Regions from separate parts of the Mus musculus genome. Here region 1 is linked to region 2. Evidence: chromatin contacts called from ENCODE POLR2A ChIA-PET data. All regions are on one chromosome and are shown on one strand. The core of a region is the stretch at or near the end of the contact, and the rest is flanking DNA. Distances in the headings are between cores, read along the strand shown.

Region 1 (7,328 bases), core at 507-3,006, 230 kb before region 2:
GGCAATTTAGTGAAACCTTATCTCAAAAAGTGAGGTGGGGGTAGAGGGAAGGTACAGTAGGACTATAGCTCAGCAGAACATTTGTCTAGCAATCACAAGGCCCTGGTTTCAAGCCCCCCTCAAAAATTTCAGCAAAACAAAAAACCCTTAACTTTAAATCCTGTCATGGTGGCACAGACCTGTAACTCCAGCACTTGAAAGACTTAAAACAGAGCTTGTACACTATGCCCCTCCTTAGAATTGGGAACAAAACACCCATGGAAGGAGTTACAGAGACAAAGTTTGGAGCTGAGATGAAAGGTTGGACCATGTAGAGACTGCCATATCCAGGGATCCACCCCATAATCAGCATCCAAACGCTGACACCATTGCATACACTAGCAAGATTTTATCGAAAGGACCCAGATGTAGCTGTCTCTTGTGAGACTATGCCGGGGCCTAGCAAACACAGAAGTGGATGCTCACAGTCAGCTAATGGATAGATCACAGGGCTCCCAATGGAGGAGCTAGAGAAAGTAGCCAAGGAGCTAAAGGGATCTGCAACCCTATAGGTGGAACAACATTATGAACTAACCAGTACCCCGGAGCTCTTGACTCTAGCTGCATATGTATCAAAAGATGGCCTAGTCGGCCATCACTGGAAAGAGAGGCCCATTGGACAAACAAACTTTATATGCCCCAGTACAGGGGAACGCCAGGGCCAAAAAGGGGGAGTGGGTGGGTAGGGGAGTGGGGGTGGGTGGCTATGGGGGACTTTTGGTATAGCATTGGAAATGTAAATGAGCTAAATACCTAATAAAAAATGGAAAAAAAAAAACAGAGCTTGTGAGCTCAAGGCTAGCCTTGGTAACACGGCAGGACTTTCTCTAACAAAAATAGCAAATCTTTAGAAATAAAACTCGAGGGCAGTGGTGGGATACACCTTTAATCCCAGCACTGGAGTTCAAGGGCAGCCAGAGTGAGTTCCAGGACAGCCAGGGCCACACAAAGAAATCCTGTCTGCAAGAAAGAGGGAGAGGGAGATAGATGGGGAGAGGGCAAAAAAAAAAAAAAAAAAAAAAAAAGAGGGAGTGGGAGAGAGGAAGAGAGAGAAAAGAAAGAACCCTTAACATGAATATTACATGGCTTTCTCATCAATTCCCATGGAGAAGGCTATGGACAATAGCACTTAGATGGCTCAGCGGTTAGGAGTACTAACTGCTCCTGAGTTCAAAACACAGCAACCTTCAAATCCCAACAACCACATGGTGGCTCACAACCAGCTGTAATGAGATCTGATGCCCTCTTCTGGCGAGTCTGAAGACAGCTACAATGTACTTACATATGATAAATCTTTTTTAAAAAGGAAAGAAGGAAGAGGAAGAAGAGGAAGAAGAAGTAGAAGAGGAGGAGGAGGAGGAAAGAGAGAGAGAAAGGAAAGAAAGAAAGGAAGGAAGGAAGGAAGGAAGGAAGAAAGAAAAGAAAGAAAGAAAGAAAGAAAGAAAGAAAGAAAGAAAGAAAGAAAGAAAGAAAGAAAGAAAGAAAGAAAGAAAGAAAGAAAGAAAGAAAAGATCAGCCTGGTTTACATAGTTACAGGGCAATCTATCTCCAGAAGTCTAGATCCGCCCCCTACAGGCCCATGGAAGAAGAGGCTCTGGTCCCGGCCCGCTTGCCGGGGCTCACTGAGGACTCCATTTCCCAGCTATCCCACTGCCGTCTGGGCTGTATATCTAAGCGCCCTCTCGCGGTGCACAGCGGCGGTCTGGAGTTCCCGGCGACCCTCGCGGCAGGCTGAGGGCGTCAGGGCAGTTCGCGATGGCCGCGGCTGGTTCCGCTGCTGTGTCAGGGGCCGGGACCCCAGTGGCGGGGCCCACAGGCCGCGACCTCTTTGCCGAGGGGCTCCTGGAGTTCCTGCGACCCGCGGTGCAGCAGCTCGACTCTCACGTGCACGCGGTCAGGTGCAGGACCGGGTTGCTGGGGGCGGGGCCTAGGGAACTGGCTTTGTAGGGGCGGGGCCCCGAAGAAATACTAGATACATTCTTGAGACACTGATGTTGAGACTGGGTAAATAGGCGGAAGGGCCTGGGTGAGGCCTTGAAGTTGAGGTTGGCTTGTCTCAGTATTTGGGGAATAAGTAGAATTCGTTTCCCGCGTCCCAGTCACTGACCGTTGTAGACTTTTGTACCACTTTGCAGAGAAAGCCAAGTAGAGCTCCGGGAACAAATTGACAACCTAGCTACAGGTGAGTGAGCAGCCAGGATACCTAGAATCCCTGATCTCACTTTCGGGAACTTTGTTTCCCCAGGTTTTAGGCTAAGTTTCTGTCACTTGCTTCTCAATATCAGAACTACCCAAGGACTCCAATTTCTGGGGATATTTTAGGACAGAATGGAAGAAGGGAAGGTGTCTGTGGCCCACACAAGACTGCAAGAGTATTTTTCATCCCATTCCTCTCTTCCATTCCCTAAGAACAAAAAATGAGCCATTAGATGTTGGTTGCCCATTTCCTCTTCCCAGAACTGTGCCGGATCAATGAGGATCAGAAAGTGGCCCTGGATCTGGACCCCTATGTTAAGAAGCTGCTTAATGCCAGGCGACGAGTTGTCTTGGTCAACAATATTTTACAGAATGCACAGGTAAAATAATAAAATAGTAATAATAATAATAATCCCAGCAGTGCATGGTGGTACATGCTGTAGTTTCAGCATTTGGTAGGCTAAGGCAAGAAGGATGGCTTGAACTTTGAGCAGAGCCTGGACTATCAAATCAGCTAGGGCTACATAGCATGACCCTCTTTCAAAAAAATTTCTTCTTGTTTATCCTGCTTTATGTCTTCAACACTGTGAAGCAACTATGGGGGAAAAGAGTGGTGTTAACTAATCTGATAATAAAGGCCCATATTCCCCTCACCCCATTACTAGGCCTCAAACTAGACAAGTGCCAATTCTTAACTTCTAATTCTTAACTTCTAGTGGCTGTCATTTACAAGTCCATTTTAACGTAAAGGGCTGGCTTGAAAAGAGCCAAAGCCAGCTGGACATATAAGCAGGCAAATTTCTGAGTTTGAGGCCATCCTGGTCTACAGAGCAAGTTCCAGGGCTACACAGAGAAAAAACAGTCTGGGGACAGGGGCAGAGGGGACTCAGTTAAAACCTTTTACAGCAGTCATTAGATTCCCCATCTTCCTGTCTTACAGGAACGACTAAGGCGGTTAAACCACAGCGTGGCCAAGGAAACAGCTCGCAGGAGAGCTATGCTGGATTCAGGAGTTTACCCTCCTGGTTCTCCAAGCAAATAAGCACGGGCCCGTGACCTGAGTATACAAGTACAATTCTCCAACGGCTTTGTCTGGTAGACACGAGAAGATTCCAGGAAAGTCTCTGTAGACCTTTGATTTTTTTTGCACTATGTACTCATTCATGTAGCCGCCTCAAGAAACATGCGTACGGCAGGACTATTTCCTAAAGAACCTCCATCACAGCTTGTCCATCCAAGAAAGAGCCTCTACCTTTTGGGTTTTGTTAATCTTGAGACAAGATCTCAGTATGTAGTCCCGGCTGGCCTCAAACATGTCCTCTTGCCTTAGCCTCCTGAATGCTGGGATTATAATAGGCATGTGTCAGAGTGCCGGGCTCAAGCCTCTATATATTTCCCCCAAAGAATACTAAGTAAATTAGGCATCGTGTGGTAGAAAATTGAGAAAACACCAGATTTAGTGAGAAAGTATACTCCTATTTCTCCCCCTCTGCTTCACCACAGTTCCTCTCAGAAGGTAATAACCTTTCCAGGATCATCTTACACTCTATAATGTTTAGGTTAACTCCTATTAACAAGTTTCGCAACTGTTGCCTTCATTGCTACCCAAGGAGAGCATGCCAGATAGCGAGGATCCAAGGTCAAGGCAGAGCCTTGACAGCTAAGAGTCCTAAGCTTTTGCGATTTTTTTTTTTGTTTAGACTACATATTTTAAGGGCTAGAGGGATGGCTCAATGGTTAAGAACACTGGTGATTCTTCCAGATGGCGTCCAGTGCTTAGCGCCCACATGGTGACTCACAGCAGCCTCTAACTCCAGCTCCAGGGGAACCCAATGCCCTTGTCTGGCCTTTTGGCCCAGCACACACACACATATGATGCAGATATATATGCAGGCAAAACAACCATCCTCATAAAATAAAATTTAAAAGTTACATATTTAAGCGCCATCCTTTCCAGGCTTAGCCAGCCAGTGTTAACCATCCTGTTACTCCTATTACTGGGGCTGGGCAGTTTCCTTTACCTGTAACTCCACTTTGTTTACAACTGAGGACTTAGGTAAAGTCAAGGTAAATAATTTATCCTCTTGGCCACCCTGGCTTGACTATGTTAATATTAAGTATTGCTCAACATTATTAAATAAATGCTTGTACTGGTTATTTTAACAAAAAAATTTATTTTATTATGGTTTCAAAGGGTTCAGGACATGGTCACACTGATGCATATTTTGGGGCCTATTTTGAGACATGAGAATGTGAGGTGATCAAGCTTCCAAGAGAAGGGAATGCTGGACTCTGCCATTTATCCCTTTATTCTGTCCATGCACTGAGCTCATAAGATGCTTTCACCCCACATTTAGGGTTAATCCTTTGCAGAAATTTCAGGTTATTTTAGGCCAAGCTGAAGAAATTAGCCATCACAATGGTATCCTAGGAATCTATTACTTTCAATTTATATAATTTAAAACAGCAATCTCAATGTTTATAATAAAAGACTCAACTTGAATTCTACTGAGGTTATAGAAGCCAAATGTAGTTGCTACATATTGAAGAAAAATAAAACCAAAAGCCCTAGTAGGAAGTACTTTAATCATTTTTCTTAGAAAAAAAAAAAAAAATTCCCAGATACTCAATGACCGTTTACAGCATTTCAACACAAAGTACTTGGTTGGGAGTGGTTAGGTTTAAATATTGGGAATGTGTGGCATTCTGCTTCCTCACAGACGGACAGAGGGCATACGCAGTCACAAATGGGAGACTTCTAGCTGCTTGGCCACTATCGAAACAGTAGCGTTTTTTTCTTTTCAGTTTGTTTCCCTTCCTGCTGTCTCCCTATGCCACAGAAATGCCGCCATCTAAAGCCCCATGGTGGCTGGCTTAGCCTCTCTTCCCTTGGGGAGAAACAGTAAAGGGAAGGTCACTCCTGAGTCTCCATGCTTTCTTCTTCTTCTCCTTGAGGTGGTTCTTCTGTGTTCTCCTCCTCTTCCTCCCCCTCCTTCTTCTCAGGTGGCTTCTCATAAGCCTTTTCTGAGGGTGTCACAATCACTCCATCCCAGGTAGATATTTCAGAAGCAAGATCTAGAAGAAACAGGGATAAAACCCACTTCATACAAATATCCCAGTAAACAAGATAAGCTATATTCATTAATATTAGACCACCTTTAGATACGGCTTCTCTATAGTTCAGAACCCCTGAACCACACCACAGAGATAACTTACAGCTGGCATCCCCCTCCTGGCCAAGGATCTTCCTAAAGCCTCCATGGGAGAGAATTCGAACCAGAGTCTGAGCTGTGTAGCAGACCATATCCTGAAGAACAAGGAGAGGGAAATGAGCCAAAATAAATAGACTATACATGACTAACATCCGTGTGAAACAGGTCCCCTGGTCCTTGGCCTTCTGGCCAGAACCCCACTCATTTCGTGGTTGTCTTAATACCTGTTGTTCTAGGGTCATAACTGTGTGTACCCTGAAGTTGCCACTCTCACACGGGTCAGTGATGCCCACTGACCCAGGCAAGAACAGTCCTGCAGCCAGAATCTGCAAGCAGCGCCTGAAACACAAAGACACTTAGAAAGCAAACAAAACAGCTTAGAACCGAAACCCAGAGAAGTGTGTTATACCTGTAAGCCACATTCAGGGCCAAAGGCTGTCTGGTGGGGTTGTTCATTACAGCATAGTGCCCCTGGAAGAGAGTAAGTCTGGTAGGTGTGCTACCATCTGGCAATTCCATACTCAAACAAACTAAAACTTCAAGTCATGAGGAATACTAGCAATAACAAGCTGACAGCAATAACTATGATTGCCCTGAGTATTAACACCTCAGTGAAACAGTGGACTTCCAGTCTCCCAGACTTTCCTGTCTCCCCAAGTAACCCTGACTGTCCTGTAACTCAGAATACTCTCTTTAAGACCGACCAAAATTTTCTTAAGTTTCACTGAATTTCTGATGTTGATAGGTTTAAGAGTAATGAAGCTTCCTGTGTTTGTACATGCCTTTAATCCCAGTACTATGGAGGCAAAGGCAGACCTGAGTCTGAGGCCAGCCTGGTCTACAAAGCAAGTTCCACAACAGCCAGGGCTGTACAAAGGAACCCTATTTCAAAAAAGATAGAAAGTACAGAACAAATAAATAAATTTACACAAAGATGACACCAGTGCACCCCTGTTCCTTTTATAGTACTGGCCAGTGAACTAAGGACTCTCACATACTAGTGAAGCACTCTACACAGGCTACACCCTCAGCATCCCCTTTTTACTTACAAGTAGGTCAAGGATCCAGGGTGTGAGAGGCTCAAAGCCAGGAAAACGAATCCGTAAGTCCTTTAGCAATCTTATGAGAACTTTAACTCTGAATAAGAGACCCAGGAATTAAGAGATAATAAAATCATATTGACATTTCTGCACAAGTTAGGAGTCAAAACTGACTGTACTATTTAGAGAATTATATATACAGTGCCTAGCAGCTGGCCCAGCAAAGAAAGGCATTTGTACCCTAAGTCTGACAAACCTGAGTTCAATCCCTAAGACTCACACAAGAGAACTCAGACTACACTGCACCCACACACAACAAAATTCTATATGCACGTGTATATATATATATATATATATTTTTTTTTTTTAGATAAAAACATCACATCTGAAGCAGTTCTATCAGAGAGAGTAGGGGGCCTGTACTGTTTGTTATTCACAGTTGTTGGATTACAGGTCAAAGCCACTACACTCCTCAGAAAAGATTATTTTATACAAACGACCAATGAGACTCACGTGGACTGAGAAGCGTTCTCTTCAAACCAGCGGGCATGCCGGATGGCTGCTAAGGCGCTCTGCAACACCTTGATGTCCACTGAAGACAAGTACAACAGGCTAAAAAAACTTTCCTATTATGTGTGCAGTATATTCAATCCCAATCAATACCCATCCAGAACTGTGGCAAGGCTAAGGTAGCAAGCCATTTGTCCAAACACTGTTGTTCCTCCCAGCCAAATCTGAAAACATGCAACACACTTATCTTTTCCAGTAATCTATTTCCCTTCACAAGTATTTATACAAGCTTTTACTTTTTTTCTTTCTCACTCTGGCCCCACTCACTCTG
Region 2 (6,944 bases), core at 1,811-4,310:
GTCAAGCACTTGGAACCCAAGCTTGGGTCGTTCCTTCCCTTCATATAACACCCTGGCACAGAGGGTAGAGACATCAAGGGGTTAGGATAGAAAGAGTCTTGGATCCTGCTGGATCTTCCTACCTGGTCTCCTAAACCTGCCATGCTCTCTTAGCCTTGTCAAACCCTGGTAGTATAGCCCACCACTTCCTACTTAGGTCTGTGCTCTAGGATCCCTTCAGTCAGTAACCATCCCTTCAACCCATACCTTCCATAGCTCTCAAGAGTAAGCACTCAGAACCAACAGGCTCTGCAAAGTTCAAAGTTCCTCACACGGGTTACTTCATTTAATATTCTGAGCCAGCCAGAGAGGAGCCACTATCCTCATTTTGCAGATGAGGAAACGTTGACCGCAGCAAAGGCAGTGAGCCCATTCTCTTGACCTCTAGCCTATTCCGCTGTGGTCCCCACATTCCTCCTCTTGACCCATATCCCTACCTCTTCTAGCTCATTCAAAGGTCCCTCCCAGCTTCCTCTAGTGCCAGCGTGGATAGGGGTACGTACCCCAGCTCAACGAGGGGGGGCTTGTCACGCCCCCTGCGGTAGCAGATGACTGGTTGAGTTCCACCCAGGAGCCCAGCACTGAGCTCCAAGGGGTGGCCACCCGCAGAAGTCTGAATGCATGTATAGCCCTGGGGCACCTCCTCGCCCAGTGCCCTAGCGATGACTGCCACATCTGTAATAGGTTCAGCTGGCCGGGGAGGGCGCAGGGGCCCGGTAGGCTCGGGAACCCACTTCTCCTCAGGTATAGGCGCTCCATTTCCTGCAAGCCCAGCCACCACAAAGTAATCCACCAACCGGGGAGGCCGCTCCTCTGCCATGGCCTCTGCTTCACTCACTGCATCTGGAATGGTCAATCGAGGAAGAGATGGAGCAAGAGAGGATAATGTTCCCATGGCAACGATAGTGGACACCCCCCCTTCTTCTTCCTAGTTCTTCTAAGGAAAGGATAAATGATCAGCCAATCTTGAATTCTTCCACCTGTGACATCACCAAACTCTCATATTCCACCACAGCTCCTTAGAGACCACTAGGTCCTTCCTTCTTAGTGACATCAGCCCTTTTTTCCCAAAGAACCCAAACTCCACTCTACAACACACAACTGACATATTCCTCACCTATTCCTTTAAAGGCCTGCCTCTCCTTGCCCGCTACAATTACGTCTCAGAGAACACAGTATTTTCTGTAATGGCCTGCAATGACATCATTCACTCTGGCTACCACATTACACCAACTTTTGCTTTGTCAAAGGTCTCTGCTCTTGTAGCAACACCACAAGAACCTTCCGATGCAGCTAATGTTCTTAAAGCACCCATCCTTTCATTTCTAGAAGACTTTACAGATGCCTAGGAAGGCTTACAAAACCCAAGATTTAGCTTCTGCTCATCAGATTTCAAGTATCCTTTTTTTTCCCTAGCTTAACTTTACCTAGTTGGCCAAGCAACCAGGACTTTCCCATCTCCAGGATCCTTAGGTGTCTGTAGTTAGGCACAAAGGGACTGTAGGAGTCAGCTCCAGTCATGCCATGCCCGCGCCACCCAGCCCAAGACAGAATCGGGGCCACAACAGCCTATTGGTAACTTATCTCACCTGCCTCCATGGCCTGACCCTGGGGAGTGGAAGCCCCAAGAGTCCTGAGGTGCCCCAGGGTGCTGAAGGTGGGAAGAAGCCTGGCGGGTAGCTTGCAAGGGGCTAGAGGCTGAGAGAGTGCTTCAGAGGGGAAGGGAGGCTACTTCCTGAAATGGCTGCGAAGGGGAAGCTGTCGCTAGCTCAGCATAAGTCAGCCTATGGGTGTGTGGTATCGCTGGGGGGGCGGGGGGGATAGTACTGTTTAAGGTGCCAGCACAGCATCAGACCAACGCAGACCTCCCACTAAGGGTCCTGTGCAAGGCAGGGAAGCTTTTAGTGTCTCCAGGATGCACAGTCTATTTAACCTCCCGCTCTTCCTCAGAGAACTAGAGCCAAACCGACTGTCTTCTCAACCTGGCCTCTGGACACACATGCCCCAACTCAAGCTAAATTTAGCTTGAGCTTCTCTACATCTGAGAGGTGAAGCCAGGAGTCAGCGTCAGCCTCCTGATTTAACTCCAGGACACAGCTCACTCTCTCATCCACTGCAGGCCAATAGTAGTTCTGTGCTCCAGACAGTAGGCAAAAGCCGTTAGATGAGACCCTCTATAGGCAAGTGGGTGGTCCCGGATCAACAGGACTTGTGTGTCCAGGCCTTCCCTTATCCAGCCAGGGAAGAGTCCTATAGAATGCAGCCCCTTCTCCCTTGGGGGAAAACAACGGCACTGGAGCCACTTTGGGTCCCAACGCCCACATGCCGAATGACGGGAAGTCGGGGCTAGGGCAGAGGGCGCGGCGCGGGGGAGGTGGCTGAGCAAGAGGCCGGAGGGCCGAGAGAAGCGCGCGCGGGGACTGCCGAGGACGTGACGGCAGCAGCGCCAGCAGCCGCGTGACCCAGGCGGGAAGGAGGGGTGCTCTGGCTTGAGCGCCCGCGGGAGCTCCAGGTTGTAGGATGTCGAGCACAGCTAGCTAGCTCTGGGTTGCGCCCTCCCCTCCACTTTCACTTCTCTGGGAGGGAGGAAGCGGAACCAGATGCGCAGCGTAGAACAGCTGGGGACAGTCCCTGGAGCCGCCCGCCCTCCGCCCGCCCTAACCCGCCCGCCGCCCCGCCCGGTCCGGCCCCTACCTGCCTGCCCTGGGACTCCCCAGCCGGCCCGCTGGCGGGTGGCTCTGAGGGCGGGCTGGCGGGCCGGCGGGCGGCTGGGCTGCTATCCAGCCCCGGACATGGCGCACTCGACTTAGGAGCCGCTCGCGCCCGGGCTGAAGGAAGAAGCAGCAGCCGAGGGCGCCGGGCACGGTGGAAGAAGATCTGGGCGGTCCCAGCGTCCCCGCGCGCTGCGCCACGCGGGGACTGCTGCCACACCACACCGCTAGTTCCAGCCGCGCGGTCCTCCCGGCTCCCACGTTGCTGGGGACCCCAAGCTCTTCAACGCGCCCTGCTTTCTCCACTCATACCCGCCCCCCACCCCCCCAGGAGCCGCGGGCGCCTCCGCTATTCTGCCCCCCCCCACACACCCGGGCCTGCGGCCGTGACCCTGGCTAGCGCCGGCCCAACACCCTGCCGCCTGCAGTGCGACCCCTGGTGGCTGGGAGGGCCCCCTGCAACCAAGCGGATTCCCACCACCCGGAGGAAAAAGCAAGACACTGACCCCAGATGGCCCCGAAGTCAGAGTCGGTGCTCCTGTCCTGCCCTACCGTCAGATGTGGCCACTGTGCCACAGCGAAGGCCCTGAAGACCTAGACCTGGGAAACCCAGGTGACTCCCCACTTCCACGTTTAGAACCCACTGGCCAGAGCCAGAAACTCTCAGTTCTTCTTTCGAGAAATGACAAGAACATTGAAAAAGAGGAAGAAAGGCATGAAGCCGAATAGTGGAGGTGTAGCACTCCTTTCACTATGCTGGGTGAAGTCTAACAAAGCCTTCGTGGAACATGGTTGTCTCCCAAGGATCTATTGCGTTAAACCCAAATGGAGCAGTGAAATGGATGAATCGACATACAGTCCTCAGAACATGAGATTGCTTAGGTCCCCCAAACATAAACCAAGTAAGCCAGCTAGGCCTGCTTACTTCTCTCTAGAAGCATCAACACTGGCAATAGCCTCCTCCAGGAGAGGGGAGGATTTTCTAACAGAAACAACTGTGACTTGGGACAACAGCCTCTCCTTACCCAGGGCTTCAGAAGAGTAACTTGTCAGGCTAGTCACGGTGCCCCATCCCCTGATGCTGCAGCAGGCAGGGCCTTAAACAAACAAGGGCACATAAGGTGACTTCCTGCTGCCTCGGTGAAGTCTGTATAGGCTTTAGGATACATCCAGTTTGGGACCTAAATCTGAGAATGGTGCTTCCGCACAAGCACAAAAGTTCTGAGAGGATTAACGCACACCCGTAGCCCTAGCACTAAGGAAGCCAAGGTGCCAACGGGCACGTGTGACTTCTAGGTAGTCTGCCCTATGTAAGAGAAATCCTGTCAAAAAACAAACAAACAAAAATGCAACACAAAAGAACCTATGGCACCAAACCTCCTTAGGTCCCCAGCCATGTACCAAATAGCCAAGCACACAAAAGGTTTAATAGGATTTTTTATTAACATATAATATATTTAATAAAAAATAATATCCATTCTGGCTCTCTCTTCCATTGCAAGGGGAAGAGAAATAGGGAGGGGCTGGTAGTGCCCATCCCTTCTGGACAAGCCCTCTCTCCAAGATTTCCCTCTACACCTTGCTTCCCAACAGGCTCTGACCTCCAGACAGACGGTTTTCAAAGTTACAAGTGCTTTTAGGCCCTCCCTTGAATTCCCCCAAGCCCACCAGACATACAGCATTCAGGGGCCACCTGGCCAAGCCCCTTCCCTTTCCTCAGTTTTAGGATCCTTCATTCATATTAGAAAAAGGATCTGGGGGCAGAGAGTAGTCTCTACTGGCCAGGGGGAAGGGATGAAGACTGATGGGACAGGGCCATGAAGAAGGATGGCAGTGAGGTCCCCTCACTGTAGCCGATCACTACGGAATGAGTCCTCCACAGCAGGGTCAGGCAGCAGGGCACAGGGGTCACTCAGCATAGTTAGTCCTTCCAGGCCCAGTGGCTCCATGCGCAGCTCATCTTCTAGCCCCAGGCCCAGCTCCAACCCAGATGCTGACACCTCAAAGCCAGGCACTCCAGCCAGGGCTGCTGCAATCTCCTTAGAGAAACCTGGGGAAGAGTCTCCTGTGTGTACAAGAGGTGGGTAAGGATCTCAGGCCACACCTCCAGACCCCTCAAGCTCCTATCACAGCAGTGAGGCTGTCAACTCTTCCTGCCAGTCTCCACCAGCACCCACACTCCCTTACCTGTGAGTATGATATTAGGTCCTGAGCCATGGCGGGAACAGTGGGTCAAGTTCTGGTGGTTGAGGACGTGAGGGTCCTGGGGGCCACTCATTGATCCCTCACTCCCTAAAAATCCAGGACCTTCAGAAAAGGCAGGGGGATCCAGCACCAGGCTGGTTGATGGGCTCTCCATGTTGAATTGCTCCAGCTAGGGACACACAGACAGACCTTAAGGAAGTGGGCTTCAGAACAGGGTGTCCTGCCTAGCTCTGCTGATATGTCCCCTTTGCCTAGCAAGCCCCATCCACCCAGGAAGAGAGGCAAAGACAGAAGGAGGTGATAGCAAGCAGAGCCAACAGAAGCGAGCACGGGGCCCGAAGAAAGTGTGGGCACCGTACCTGCTGGGCCAGAGCATGTGCATGCCAGGAAGAGAACGGGTCAAGGCAGGAGTCATCAAAGAGCAAGCTGAGCAGAAACAGAGGGGCAGGAGTAGGGGTCAAACACAGGAAGACAGGAGCCCCAAGCTGGCATTGCTATGTTACCTAGGGGAAAAAGAGGTCCACCCATATCTCCCAATTCAGCATACCAGTGACCACTCAAGTAACTGACCCACCCTCAGCCCACCCCCATCCCCCATTTCAGAACTATGAGTTTGCATACTCACATTCCCCAAGCTGAAGTCATTTATTGGGCGGTGGTAAGGCTGTTGCCCATGTCCACTGGACCCAGGTGGGTACAGTGCCCCATAATGTGGCTGCCTGCCTGGAGGCTGTCCACCTGAGGGCTGCACTAAGCAGGCCTGAGAGGGCAACTGCTGTAGAGACTTTGGGGTGGGTGGATGGGTGGGTATAACTAGACTTGGGGGGCTATATGGGTATGGGGGCAATCGCTGGTCAGTAGGCAATTTACTGGTATCCAAGGGAACGCCCTGAAAAGGGAGAAAATTTATTCTTTAGTGTGATCCCCCAAAAGAACTCTTAAGAGTTCCCCACCTTGTAAGCTGTACCTGTCCTCAATACAAACATAACAATGCTCCAAGCCATGTGTACTGGTGCGGCCCCTGTAACCTCAGCACTCTGGAGGCAAGAGCACTGCCTCTGCTTGTCTCCCCACTCTCCCCCAAGCCAACACCACCCTAGGCTTCCACGCACATCTCTGGGGTTGGTGGAAATTACACAAAATGCCTATTAAAATGTAGGTGCTCAGTGAGGCTAAGCCCAGCAAGGTTAATCTTAAACCCGTTCCGTAAGTGACTGTTCCTAATCCCCGGTACCTGGTATCAGTAACTGGTTCCTTGTGACAGCTCACTAGAGACTGACTGTTAATGCCACAGGGAGGATGACCACTACTGTTCTGAAGCCCTGGAGGGGCTTCACGGACCAGAGGGGAGGAGAGGAAGAAGTAGAGGAGATGTGGAAGGAGAAGTGCCCTCCCTGGCATGGCTTCCCTACAGGAGAGGGTACAGATGGAACACAGAACATACATCCAGGAAACAGCCATGGAGTAGGGCAGAGGACGGCAGAGAGGAGGAAAAGAATAAGGGGAAGGAAGAACAGGAGAAAGATTTGAAAACTTTAGCACGGAGGCAAGTCTGAAAAGAAAAAGGAAAAGAAAGCTAGGCAAGGTAGCTCATGCCTGTAGTCCAAGCTCTTAGGAGGCAGATGCAGCAAGGATCAGATGCTCCAGGTCAGCCTCAACTATATCCTGAGTTCAAGGCCAGATGAACTACATGAGACACCATCTCCACCATTTGCGCAAATGTTGGGAAATTACTTTCAGTTCAGGCACCAAGTTTTTCACTTATACAGAGTGAAAGGACTGAGCTCTGTGGTCTGAGACTCTCGGGCTCTATGAGTTCCACTGACGTAGGGGAAATAGGAGAGGGATGAGCCAGAACAGAAGTGATGGGGGATGAGCGGAACTGGCAAAGGAAGGATAAGAACAAAGACAGGCCAATGGATAAGCTACACTGGCACCTGTGCTATGCCCGATGCCGAATACTCAGTGTATGTTACTGCATCCGATGTT

The links. ChIA-PET counts read pairs that join two places held with the same protein, here RNA polymerase II (POLR2A).
Region 1: POLR2A ChIA-PET joins it to region 2 with 10 read pairs in embryonic stem cell. The contact joins the promoter of Snapin here to the promoter of Dennd4b in region 2. POLR2A ChIA-PET finds 5 or more read pairs at or near these places in 2 of 5 experiments (Patski and embryonic stem cell).

What each region holds. Positions count from the first base shown.
Region 1 is chr3:90,485,441-90,492,768 of GRCm38, reverse strand. Snapin (SNAP-associated protein) reads left to right here and starts at 1,756. Exons shown (of 4, transcript NM_133854.3): 1 at 1,756-1,937; 2 at 2,175-2,221; 3 at 2,497-2,615; 4 at 3,176-4,743. The coding sequence starts at 1,795. The coding sequence ends at 3,277. Ilf2 (interleukin enhancer binding factor 2) reads right to left here. Exons shown (of 14, transcript NM_026374.3): 9 at 7,001-7,079; 10 at 6,497-6,584; 11 at 5,857-5,918; 12 at 5,672-5,786; 13 at 5,452-5,542; 14 at 4,390-5,310. The coding sequence ends at 5,150.
Region 2 is chr3:90,261,351-90,268,294 of GRCm38, reverse strand. It overlaps Dennd4b (DENN/MADD domain containing 4B), which reads right to left and starts at 3,060. Exons shown (of 28, transcript NM_001356483.1): 1 at 2,734-3,060; 2 at 543-882; 3 at 1-52. The coding sequence starts at 859. It overlaps Crtc2 (CREB regulated transcription coactivator 2), which reads right to left. Exons shown (of 14, transcript NM_028881.3): 12 at 5,581-5,844; 13 at 4,938-5,124; 14 at 4,170-4,815. The coding sequence ends at 4,595.